Regions from separate parts of the Mus musculus genome. Here region 1 is linked to region 2. Evidence: chromatin contacts called from ENCODE Hi-C or POLR2A ChIA-PET data. All regions are on one chromosome and are shown on one strand. Each heading gives the region's core, a stretch centred on a gene start or an enhancer-like site at or near the end of the contact. The rest is flanking DNA. Distances are from core to core; before and after follow the strand shown.

Region 1 (6,633 bases), core at 3,766-6,265, 180 kb before region 2:
TCGCTAGCTCGCCTGCCACCAGCCCATCCCAGCAGGCAGACCTGGCCCAGTGTAGATAGGCAAAGGCAGGATTTGGCTGCCCAGACTGTTCTCTCCGCTATAGAAACCTTTTCATTTTGGGTGTTGCCTACACTTTTGTACCTTGCCACCCTCCAGAAGCGATGGTTGGAACTGGAGTTGAGCTGAGTCCCTCTTAGCAGAAACCTTTGATAGGAGAATGGCCTGAAGGCCTTACTTAGGTGAGTCCCATAACAAACACCTAGACGGGGACCTAGCAGGACCATGCTTGACATTTTAGGCACATGTGTGCATGAGTGTGCGTTTTTAGTTGAGCCTGACCTAGAATTTACTAGCCAAGGCTGGCCCTGAACTTGTGAACCAGCTGTGTTACAACCATGAGCCATGCCCTACTCTTGTGAACCTCAAGCTGAAACCACGTGGAGCCCACACCACAAACAAAGGAGCAGGACTCTGGTGAAGTCACACTGTCCTCAGAAGTGACTTGCTAGACCCTAGGACTGCAGCGTGTCAGTGTGATACCATCAATTTACTGAGGAGCTTCGAGGTTTTGCCATGTGAGTGGTTTCACTCGGGAGCTACAGCCCCAGCCTTACTGGAGGTAATAGCTAAAAATGCTATTTCTCCAGCAGCTTTGAAATCCCTGAGACCTTCCCAGATCCTCAGGCACATTCAGAGAGGGTTACGTAACCCACGTGTGTGTGTGTGTGTGTGTGTGTGTGTGTGTGTGTGTGTGTGTGTGTGTGTGTGTGTGTATGACAGGGGAATTGTGTCCTAAACTTTCAGATTATCCACCCAATCCTTTTGTATGTCCAGGCAAGGGTAAGCCATGGCTGCATAGCAAGACTTGCATCTCAAAAACCCCAAAGTAGGGGCTAGAGAGATGGCTCAGTGGTTAAGAGCACTGACTGCTCTTCTGAAGGTCCTGAGTTCAAATCCTAGCAACCACATGGTGGCTCACAACCATCTGTAGTAAGATCTGTCACCCTCTTCTGGTGTCTGAAGACAGCTACAGTGTACTTACATACAATAATAAATAAATCTAAAAAATAATTAAAAAAAAAAACAAACCCAAAGTAGGTCTGGCATGGTGGACAGCATAGACCAGCCTGGACTATGCAGTGAGACCATGTTTCAAGACAATACTGGTCAGCAAGATGGCTCAGTGGGTCATTTTCCTACCATTGAGTTGTTACTACATTTTTCTCTCGCAGGTGTGCACCACCACACCTGCCTCAGGGTTTCACATCTTCCTCTCAAGTTGTTGGTAAACAGATTTGCTCTCAGTGCATCAACCAGCCAGATAATTATTTTCTTTTGGTTTAAGGTAAATAACAAATTGCTTTTTGTGAAGATTGCATCCTGTAGTTGGGTGTGGCTGTGCATCATCTCAGCATTTCGGCAGAGGCAGGAGGATTGCTGCAAGTTCTAGGCCGACCAGCCCAACCAGCTACAGAGAGACCTTGCTCTCTCCCAAAAACAAAGAAAAAAATTGTATCTAGTTTTTACAGTTATACACCTGTAATCCCAGTGTTTAGGCGGCTGGAGCAGGATTGCCTGGAGTTCCAGATCTTATGTTAGGAACCTACCTACCAGACCCAGACCCTATCTAAAGAAGAGAATGAAAAAACAAGTCTAGCCTGTGGAGGTATAGCTCAGTGGTACAGGGCTCAGCACTCAGGTTAAGCCTGAGACACTGGGTCCAGCGACGTCCTCACCCCCAACATCACTAAATAACCTTCCAACCCTCACAAAGGCGTTTTACTGGGGGGCGAAGCTTTTGCTTTCCTGGGAAGAAAGTCGGGGTTGCTGCTTCCTTTGGAGAAGATGAGTCTTGTTTTGAGGCAGTGTCTCACTCAGTAATCTAGGCTAGCCTGGAACTTTCCTCCGTGACGCCAGCAGTGCTTTCAGAGTCTGTGGAACTCCTCCTATCCTGGCCTGTCAACATGCCCACCATGTCCAGGCTAATTCCCTTCCCTTCCCTTCCCTTTCCCTTTCCCTTTTTTCCCTTTTCCCTTTTCCCTTTTCCCTTTTCCCTTTTCCCTTTTCCATTTTCCCTTTTCCCTTTTCCATTTTCCATTTTCCCTTTTCCCCTTCCTTTCCCTTTCCCTCTTTCCTTTCCTGATTTTGGGGTGGTTCTCACTCTGTTGCACTGGCTGGCCTGGGAACTCCGGAGCTCCCATGATTTCCTGCCTCGGCTTCCTCCGTAATTGAGACTCCGTAGTGTATGCCAGGAGTCTGTCACGGGTATCTAAGCTGGGCATAGTGGCTCACACCTATGACCCCAGCCTCCTGGAAGCTGAGGCAGGAGGCTTGCTTTCAAAACTAAACCTTATAGTAGTACCAGGACGGCCAGAGCTACATAATAAGACTGTCTAGACAGTGCCTCTCAACCCTTTGAGGTCACGTGTCAAAATCCTGCATATCAGATATTTACATTATGATTCATAACAGGAGCAAAGTTACAGGTTTGAAGTAGCAAGGGGATAGTTTTATGGTTGGGGGTCACTGCGACAGGAAGAACCGTATCATGAAGTATCACAGCATTAGAAAGGTTGAGAATCACGGGTCAGCAAGATGGCTCAAACGGCAAAGGAGCTTGCTGCCAAGCCTATGACCTGAGTGTGGTTTCTGGAACCAATATGGGAGGAGAGAAGGGAGTCTTGCGTGCTGTGTGCTTTTTTCTGAACATACATTTTTTGTTGTTGTTATTGCTTGGGGGGGTTATTTATTTATTTATTTATTATATGTAAATACACTGTAGCTATCTTCAGACACTCCAGAAGAGGGCATCAGATTTCATTATGTTGTGAGCCACCATGTGGTTGCTGGGATTTGAACTCAGGACCTTAGGAAGAGCAGTCAGCGCTCTTAACCACTGAGCCATCTCACCATTCCCTTGGGGCTTTGTTTGTTTGTTTGTTTGTTTTTTGAGACAGGGTTTCCCTGTATAGTCTTGGGTGTCCTGTTGTTGTTGCTTTTTGAGTCAAGGTTTCTACATTGCCCTGGCTGTCCAGGAACTCACAGAGATCCAACTGCCTCTGCCTCCTGAGTGCTGACATTAAAGACATACATTTAGCTAGATGGTGGCGCTTTGTCTGTAATCCCGGCAACTCAGGAGGCAGAGACAGTTGGATCTCTGTGAGTTCAAGGCCAGCCAAGACTATACAGAGAAACCTTGTCTCAAAAAACAAACAAACAAACAAAATGCACCACCATGCCTGGTTCCCCAGTTTTAAAAACCCTAAGTAAATAAAAGATACCACTTAAGATGCTGAGATGAGATTTGAAAAAAGTCTAGGATTGATAGGTTTACCCCCAAAATGCTTTGATACGTGGCATTGGATTTACTTGAAATTCCCAAATACAGTTTCTCCTCTCTGCTTTGTCTCCACAGGGACTGATGTAGCCCAGATTTGCCTTGAAGTCTATGTACCCTAGAATATCTTTGAACTCCAGCTTTTCTGTTCTCAGCTGCCAAGTATAGGACTTACAGGCACACACCATCACACTCAGCCTCGAGAATCTTTCTGAGCATAGTGTCAGAGGCCTGTGTGTAGGGACATTGAGTCCCCAAGACTGAGCCTGGTCAGAACCATTTGAGATTGGCGCTGTGCTAACAAAAGTTAAAAAATATGGGCTGGAGAGATAGGTCAGCCATTAAAAGCCCTATCTGCAGCTAGGGTCGTAGCGCACGCTTTTAGCCCTAGCCCTTGGGAGGCAGAGGCAGTCGGATCTCTGAGTTCGAGGCCAGCCTGGTTTACAGAGTGAATTCTAGGACAGCCAGAGAAACCCTTTCTCACAAAAACCAAACCAAACCAAACAAACCACTTGGTCCTCTGTGGGGTTCAGTGTCCTCAGCACCACCGAGTGGCTCCCCACTGTCTACAACTGCAGGTTCAGGGTATCTGAAGCTCTCGATTCTGGGCTCCACGGGCGTCAGACACATACTGACATCTATGAAGTCAAAACAGCCATACCTACTATAAGAAGGTTAAGTCACACAACTGTGGGCCTCCTTCCATCTCCAGGGTTCACCCTGCATTGGGAAGGCGAAGGGAGGGCGGGCGGGCGGGCGGGCGGGATGCTCCCTGTCTTCTCTCTTCTTTCCACGTAACGAGTGTTCACAGAGTTGGAAGTGTGTGGGCAGGCAGGGCAGGCGGGGCAGGCTTCTCGTCGCTCACACGCATCTTCCAGAGCCGACTTTAGCCCGGCTGGGATCTTGTCCTTGGTGGGGTAAAAAGGGTGAGCGGGTAACACGAAACGGACCCTCAGGTTATACAGTGACGCTAGCCCGAGCGGGCGCCATGAGCACCTTCCCTGCCGACCCCCAACTTTCCTCTCTGAAGGTGCTCCCATGGAAAGCAGATGGAAGGCTTGCTATGTCTCCCACATTGTTCACTAATTCATTGAGCACTAATAATCCTCCTGTCTCACCTTACTACACCCAGCCTTTAAGAGATTGCAGAGTATAAAGCCCATGGATTGGAAGGCCCAGGCTACCTTAGGAGGCTCCTGGCTGGTATGGGGGAGGGGAAGAGAGACACGCCTATCTCCAGGTGTACTCTTGTACTTGGATGGGCATCTTTCTCAAAGACTGTTCATAATGTCCCGACACAGTGGCTCTCTTTAGCGGAGTGTTCCCTCCACTAAATGATAAGCAGTGTTGTGTAGACACTGTGCTGGGCTGGGCATGTAATAATTCTGTTTTGGGTGGATTTCAGGCTTCTTCCCCTTCCTCCTTGGGTAGGGGTGGAGTGATCTCTCATTGCTTTACTTTGTGAGTTCCTCCCGGCCACCCTGGCGAGTCCTATCTGACCTGTCTTACTAAGCCAGGTCCAGGATTGCTGTGCTGAGCCATCCTCAAGGCAGAGGCAGCAAGCCTGGCTCTGGGCCCAGGGCCCAGCAGGGGCGTGTCCCTGCTCTCACCTGCCATTGGCCAGGTGGGACTGCCTTGCCAGAGGATTATAAGTGCGGATCGCGTGGCCTGAGAGCCAGGCGCCGGTCAGGATGGTGGACAGCGTGTACCGTACCCGCTCCCTGGGGGTGGCGGCCGAAGGGCTCCCGGACCAGTATGCAGATGGGGAGGCCGCACGTGTGTGGCAGCTGTACATCGGGGACACCCGCAGCCGTACCGCAGAGTACAAGGCGTGGTTGCTTGGGCTGTTGCGCCAGCACGGGTGCCACAGGGTGCTGGACGTAGCCTGTGGCACAGGGTGAGTCCAAACGGGCCGGCCTGCTTAGGCCAGTCTGGGCAGCCTCTGCGGGCTGGAGCCTGGCAGGCAGTACTAGGGGGTCAAGAGCCCTTGCTCATCAGGGTAGTATGGGCATGGGAGAGCATCTGCCGAAACAGTGCGGGAAGGGGCCAGGGTGTGCGCAGAGAAGGATTCATGGGACAGAGCAAAATCCGAGCTTTGGGTCAAGGTGGATCCTTGGCTCCGGCGCTGTTCCTCCTGCGATTGGCCTCTGGCAGTGTGAACAGAACATTTGTAGCACGTTTGCACAGCCAAGTGCTGTGCCAGGAGTTTGGGTACGTGTGTTGCAAGCTGTAACAAAACCCCACGAGGTGAGCAGCGCTTTTCTCCAACCAGTAGTACTAAAGAAAAAGTCATTTCCAAGAGGTAAAAGGCCCCCATTTGGTGGAGAGGATACAGACCAGGATAGTGTCTGGCCCACACTCCCGACTCAGCCCAGAACTCACGGACACCTCTGACTGAGATATTTCCAGGAGCACCAGTATGCCAGGTTCTCAAGTGCACTTTTGTAGAATGCCTGACTATGATTTAAAAACAAAAACAACAACAAAAAGCCATTGAGCCGGTGAGATGGTCCGACTACTAAGAGCCCCTTAGGCTCTGGCAGAAGACAGGCTCTCAGTGCCTAGCATCTGCATCAGGTGGCTCATAATCGCCTGGAATTCCGTTCCAGGGGGAGGTTAGCGCTCCCTTCTGGCCGTGGAGGGCACTGTACTCACATGTACTACACATACAGACATAATTAAAAATAAAAAAAAATGTGTTGATGTCAGGAGTAGTGGCACATATATTTAATCCCAGCACTCAGGGAGTCCTAAATAGGTGGCTCTCTGTGAGTTCCAGGCCCTGCAGGGCTACATTAGGAGACCCTGTTTCTAATAAGAGGCAGCTGGGGAGATGGCACATGTTCTTACAGAGGACCCAAATTTGGTGCCCAGCACCCTCTCTGGGGTCTGCAGACACAAGGTATGCACATGATGCACATATTCAGGCACGACACATGAAATTAAATTTTGAAAAAAAATTTTTTTGAAACAGAGTCTCTCTTTGTAGCCCCAGCTGTCTTGGAACTCACTGTTTAAACCAGGCTAAAAAAAAAACAAAAAACAAAAAAAAAAAAACTCTCAAAAAATTTTTTTGCTACTTGATAAGGAAAATTCTTTTTTTTTTTTTTTTAAGATTTATTTATTATTATATGTAAGTACACTGTAGCTGTCTTCAGACACCAGAAGAGGGAGTCAGATCTTGTTACGGATGGTTGTGAGCCACCATGTGGTTGCTGGGATTTGAACTCTGGACCTTCAGAAGAGCAGTCGGGTGCTCTTACCCACTGAGCCATCTCACCAGCCCCCAGGAAAAT
Region 2 (6,176 bases), core at 3,022-5,521:
AACCAGGGAGGCCCGAGAGCAGTTGTCACCGATGAGACACTCTAGGTCTCCCTGTAGGTCTCTAGTTCCTCTCTGCCGCTGTTGGTCTTTTCAAGAATTAGAGTGAACTCTCACGTGTAAGTTATTGTCATTCCCGCCTTATTTATTACACATTAGCTGAATCCCTTCTGCTCTAGGACTGGAGGGCCTGGGAATCGGGGGACAAGCAAGAGTCTCAAGTGAGTCAGAGTCTGCGCATTAGTAAGCTCCTACAGTAACATCTGAGATGTGCTTGTCTGGAGGACGAACCTCTTAGGTGTAAGTTGAGGAAGAGTGAGGAGGATACGCGCAATGGAGTTCCCTAAGAAACTGCCTTGACTTTCCTGGGAGGAGGTCATGGTTGCGATCGTAGGGTCTGGGAACAGAGACTTTGATGGACGCACAATCCCACCGTAGAACAGTGGGCTGTTGAGCTCAGAGGAAAAAGCTAGACTTTATTGTTGTTGACAGGAAGCAAAGAAACAAGCTTTTGAAAAACTCGAGCCATAGGACATGGTACAAAGACCCTGAAGGTTGGAACCCTGGGGCAGGATGAGAGATAGCAGGAGGGATCAGCTCCCTGATGTGTGTCTGTGTTTTCCAGTGACGTTGCCCGCCACCATCATGACGTCGTCTGTACCCACAACTGTGGGTGGCCACATGATGTACCCTAGTCCCCATGCAGTGATGTATGCCCCCACCTCAGGCCTGGCTGATGGCAGCCTCACCGTGCTCAATGCCTTCTCTCAGGCACCATCCACCATGCAGGTGTCCCACAGCCAGGTCCAGGAGCCAGGTGAGGGAAGGGCAGGGCTGAAGCAAGAAGGACCATTTATCTCTCCCTTCCACAGGCTCCAGCGCCAACATGCACCCTCACTCCACCCCCTCTCCCAATGCCCACACATACTCCTGCACAATTGCAAGGATCTCACACTCAGTGGACACTCTTGCGCATGTAAACCCTCACACCACAGGCACCCTCATGCTGTGCGTGAGACGGACGCTATGGGCACACACCCTTGGGCACGTGTCTGAGGCTTCCCAGACACTTGTGAATATCATGCTCCTCCAGTATCTAGGGCTCCTCTTGAGCAAGTTAGTGAGTATCTCCCATGCTTTCCGATGCAGGTGGTGTCCCTCAGGTGTTCCTGACAGCACCGTCTGGGACCGTGCAGATCCCTGTCTCTGCAGTTCAGCTTCACCAGGTAAGGTGGACTCTGACCTGGCCCACTCAGCCAGTCTCCCCTGGGCAAGTACTAGAACGGCAGGCCAGCAGGAGGCGCCCGAGCTCAGCCTGCTGGTCGGTCTCTCCCTCCTGTCCTCACACACCTCCCTCCTTTTTTTTTTTTTTTTTTTTTTTTTTTTTTTTTTAATGAAGACTTTTAATTTTATTATTTAACATAATTTAAGACTTTTTTTCGTATTTTTCCTTACCCATCTTTACACACCTCCCTCCTTACAGATGGCTGTGATAGGGCAGCAAGCTGGGAGCAGCAGCAACCTCACCGAGCTACAGGTGGTGAACCTGGATGCCACCCACAGCACCAAGAGTGAATGATCCGCCCGTCACCCTGGACAGACGGCCCAAGGGACGGCACCACTTATTTATTGTTGCCTTTTCACGGTTTCTTTACACACACACTGACTGGCCGAAGGAGGGAGGCGGGGAGAAGGAGCGGGCAGCCACAGGACTATGCCCTCTCACTCCAGCCAAAGAAACGGGCCTGCCTGCCCTCCCCAGCTGCCCTCCTTCCTGCTCTGCCTGTCATGCTGTTGATGGTGCAGCTCTCCTCCCTCCTCAGACCCCCTGCCAGCCTGGCTCAATTTGCTATGAGTATTAGCTGACCCGATGGGACTGTGCCACCTTCCCACTCACAGGCCTTCTGTGGGACTGGGCACAGTGTTCCCGTCCGAGGAAACATTTGGGGCCCTCTCTCCAGCCTCTTTGGCGACCTCTGGTTAGCTTTGTGTCTGCCATGGTCTGGGTCAAAAGAGCCCGGCCCCTGCCCCTCAGGGAGCCAGCTGGGAGAGATATGGGGGCTTGTGCCCTCAGCCGATGCCCTCTGCCCCTTTCAGCTCCTGAAGCAGCTGGGCCTGTGCACCGGGCAGGTTACTGGGGCCGCCTGCCCTGCCTTGCCTCTGTTCCCGCGGACCTGCAGGGGCTCCTGGGTTGGAGGGAACCACTGTTAGCGGTCTCTTCCTCCCCTTGGTCTTCCCCCTTCTCCCAGCTGCTTTACTTAAGAGTTGATTTTGAACTTTTTATTTGAGGAGATGACGTGAAAACAAATCTATAAATATATATTTTTAAAATATTTAACTTTTTTTTAATGGCGTTTTTCTCATCCCCCTCCCTGCCCAAACTCCTCTTGGGGAAGCTCTTGGGCTCCCTAGAACTGTCTGGGCCCCTGGGGACAGCCACCCCATGAGCTTGGGGTCCACCAGTGTGTGTGTGTGGGAGATTCTGGGATTGCTCCACATCCTGGGTTCTTTCCAGGAGAAAGGTGGGGGAGGGGCCCTCAGGCCAAGCCACAGAAGGGGGATGGGAGGTCCCGCAGTTCTAGGCCTCTTTTGCCCTCTAGGGTTGTTGCTAGGAAAAGGGAAGATGGAGACCAAATGTGGGGGTGGGGTGGGAGGGGTCAGGGAGAGGAGATTGATGTCCTTTGTGCCACAGTATGGTCGTTGCAGCCTGTGCTCCCCCAGGCTTGCAGATACCTGGGGCCCAAGGTGCAGTGGGCAGGATGGAGTTCGGGAGGTAGGGAGATACAGGAATGGGGGTCAGAGGTAAAAGCTCTTGGGCTGAGTGCAGCAATGGGGGGCCAGAGGTGGGCAGCTCTCCCAGGGAGTGAGCAGCTACTGTAACTTTTTTAAATTAAGACAAAAAGCCTTGAAGAAAATGACTTTATTTTTCTAAGTGTAACCTCAGTATTTATGTAATTTGTACAGGGCCATGCCCCATCCCTTAAAATCCCTTTGGGGACCTTGAGGGTGGGCTAGCATAGGGGAGGGTGTTTTACCCTGTGTCAGAGCCAGCCTAAACCACCTGTATCCATTAAAGGAGCTTTTTCCGGGAGGGCAGTTGGGGTAGGGTGTCACTAAACCCTTGTTGCTGCCTTCAGTAGGAACAAGCCTACTTCTGCGGTTAGGTGGAGGGGTTGGGAAGGTTTTATGCACAGCCTACGTTTCATGGGGATGATCTGCTGACGTTTAAGAGCCCCCTGAACCTCTAATCCCCATTACTGTCTTCCCCAGCTGGGATGCCACCTTTCTGGCCTTTCTCCTGGAAATAGCTGGGGCGTTTGGGTGGCTTTCAAGACTGGGGCATGGTAAACCAGGGGTCAGAGTTGGGGAGCTTGGGACTCAGGTCTGTAACTGCCCAGCCCCCTTCTCTGCTCCTGTTTCACTCCTCTGCCGCCCACTCATGGCCCCTCCCCCAACACCGGAGGTGTTGATTCCTCCTCACAAAAGATAGAGCCTGGGCAAGTGATTCAGGCCAAGTGCTTACCAACGTGTGCTGTGTGATTGTGGCCTTGGGAGAACCTGTTTGTCAGGCAGGACTGAGGTGGCATTTCTATGTGCAGCAACCCTTGGTGTATCCCTAATTAAGTGGCTCTAGGGGTGTGTGCGCGCGCCTGTGTCCGAGTGAATACGTGTGTGAATGTGGAGTGCGTGTGGTATATCCGTGGTTTCTACTTCTCCTGGGATGTTGACCCAGGAATAGTGGACATGGTCACATCTTCTGTACAGAGCTTTCTTTTGTATTAAAAAAATACTCTTTCAATAAATGTATCATTTTTGTGCACAGACTGGGGTCTTTGGCTGTGTCTTTGGGATCTTTTTAGCATCGGGAGGGAGGAGGGAGCACAATCCCTTAAAGTCTGTCCCAAGCTGCGGTGTGCTTTGGACTGTTCAATCCTACATGATTGAAGAGATCTGGGCGAGGACTTAATGCATGGTTTTGCCAGCAGCTCAGGGAAGGTCAGGGGTTTTACTTAAAAGTCAAAGTGACCCAATGATCTAAAATACCGCAGGGTTTGGGCAGCGCTGGGAAACAACAACAACACACACACACAAGTCCGGTGATGGGAGTATGGGTTAACTAATGCGGAGATGATTGCTGTGGTGGGTGGGAGAGGAAGATGGACCCGGTGGAGCGCAGGATGCTTCACACCGGACTACCTGGGAAGGACACTGGTTGCTGACTCCCTCGGCTAATACGCATGCTCCACTCACGCGCCGCTTTGCCACGCTCGCAGTGGGCCACCGTAGGACCCGTAGTCGCCCGGGTCGTGCGTGCGCCCGGCGTGTGACCCGGAAAAGAGCTGTGGAGGAGGCGGGCCCAGTTGCGGGACCCGCTGCTGGGTGACAGCGAGGGTCCAGCCGGGAGGGCGGTGAGAGGTGAGAAGAAAGCTCTGCACCGAGCCATCCCTTCTTTTCCCAACCCCCTCCAAGTCCCTCATCCCTTCCTCCCGGACTAGAGGGAGAAGTCGGGGAAGCAGGTCCTGTCAGCTCGCGACCGCGCCCCGCCATGCTCACCCCGCGCCGCCCCGCTCCCCCAGGCCATTATTCCCCGCTTGGTGTTGAGCGGGCTCCTCCGCCACCTCTCTGGAGTCTAGCTTGGACGCGATCGTGCTGCTTTCTGTTCTCAGTCCCGGCAGTCAGGCGTCACCTTCACACCCCTATTTAGAGCTTCTGGTTTAGGCCCTCCCTATGCCATCCCCGCCCCCCAGGCCTAGAAGATGGTTTGGCTTGGCCCCATGTTTGTCAACAGCTATAAGAGCATCAATGGTTATCGCCTAGCCTTCCTTCCATGCTAAGTGAATCCCATCCACACAGAAGTTCACATCTTATATGACTCCTCCTTTCTTCTGCTTGCCTCCTGTCCGTGCACCCTGACATGACTCCTGCCTGGATAACTGGTTCTTTTATCCAGGTACACCTTCTATTTTACTCTCTCCATTGCACTGTTTCAAATCACACATACCTTTCCCTAGTCGTTTTATTTTCATTAATATTCTGCTTTAACAACCTTTCTTATCTGATGCCTGCAACCTACTGTCCCCATCTAAGAATAGATTATGCTGTAATACATTTTTTTTACTGAGCAGTTCTGTGCTAACGAATGTTCAGTTTGGTTTCTGTTTTAAAGATTCATTTATTTTATTTATATGAGTAACTGTCTTAAGACACACCAGAAGAAGGCATCGGATCCCATTACAGATGGTTGTGAGCCGCCATGTGGTTGTTGGCAATTGAACTCAGGACCTCTGGAAGAGCAGACAGTGCTCTTAACCACTGAACCATCTCTCCAGCCCTTAAAGACAATCTTACTGTGTAGTTTGGGCTTAGCCAGGAACTTTCTGTGTGTAGCCAAGCCTAACCTCGGAATTTGTGATTCTTTTGCCTCAGTCTCCTGAATATCAAGATTATAGGCACACCAGGCTTAAATTCATAGCCTTTTAGAAAGGAGATTTATGGACCTGGGGATGTAGCTCAGTTGGTGGAGTGTTTGCCTAGCACCCAGGAAGCCCTGGGTTCAATCCCCAGCACCCATATAATGCTGAAAACCATGTCTAACTCGACTTCCAGGGGATCTGATGCCTTCCCTGGCCTCCAAGGGCACCAGGCAAGTGCTGCACAGACAAATACACAAACAAAATTCATACACACAGATTTATTTATTTTATTTGCTTTTTTCGAGACAGGGTTGCTCTGTGTAGCCCTGGCTGTCCTGGAACTCACTCTGTAGACCAGGCTGGCCTCCAACTCAGAAATCCACCTGCCCCTGCCTCCCAAGTGCTGGGATTAAAGGCATGCGCCACCACTGCCCGGCCATATATTTTATTTTTAAATAAATTAAAAAGGATTTATTTTGTGTGCATGAGTGTTTTGCCTGTATGTATGTGCAGGGTGCCCTTGGAGGTCAGAAGAGGGTGTTGGACTCTTGGGATTGGAGTTACAGATGGTCTGGAGCTGCCATGTGGGTGCTAGGCACTGACCCTTGGTTATTTTGTAGAGCGGCAAATGCTCTTCACCCCTGCTCATCTCTTTAGTGCCCACCTCCCCTGCAGTGACATTTCTGAGAATTCTGGCATTTGGGTTTCTTTTAAAAACCAGAACTATATTATGAGAATGGGCTTTTGTTGTAGCCCCAGGTGTGG

Evidence for each region. A loop is a pair of places that touch in the nucleus more often than their neighbours do. ChIA-PET counts read pairs that join two places held with the same protein, here RNA polymerase II (POLR2A).
Region 1: POLR2A ChIA-PET joins it to region 2 with 10 read pairs in embryonic stem cell. The contact joins the promoter of Gnmt here to the promoter of Cul9 in region 2. A Hi-C loop is called at or near these places in 2 of 37 maps with a recorded cell type or tissue (both heart). POLR2A ChIA-PET finds 5 or more read pairs at or near these places in 4 of 5 experiments (Patski and embryonic stem cell).

What each region holds. Positions count from the first base shown.
Region 1 is chr17:46,727,547-46,734,179 of GRCm38, reverse strand. It overlaps Gnmt (glycine N-methyltransferase), which reads left to right and starts at 5,015. Exons shown (of 6, transcript NM_010321.1): 1 at 5,015-5,234. The coding sequence starts at 5,029.
Region 2 is chr17:46,544,483-46,550,658 of GRCm38, reverse strand. Cul9 (cullin 9) reads left to right here and starts at 4,271. Exons shown (of 41, transcript NM_001081335.2): 1 at 4,271-4,413. It overlaps Srf (serum response factor), which reads left to right. Exons shown (of 7, transcript NM_020493.2): 5 at 623-814; 6 at 1,147-1,223; 7 at 1,481-3,820. The coding sequence ends at 1,576.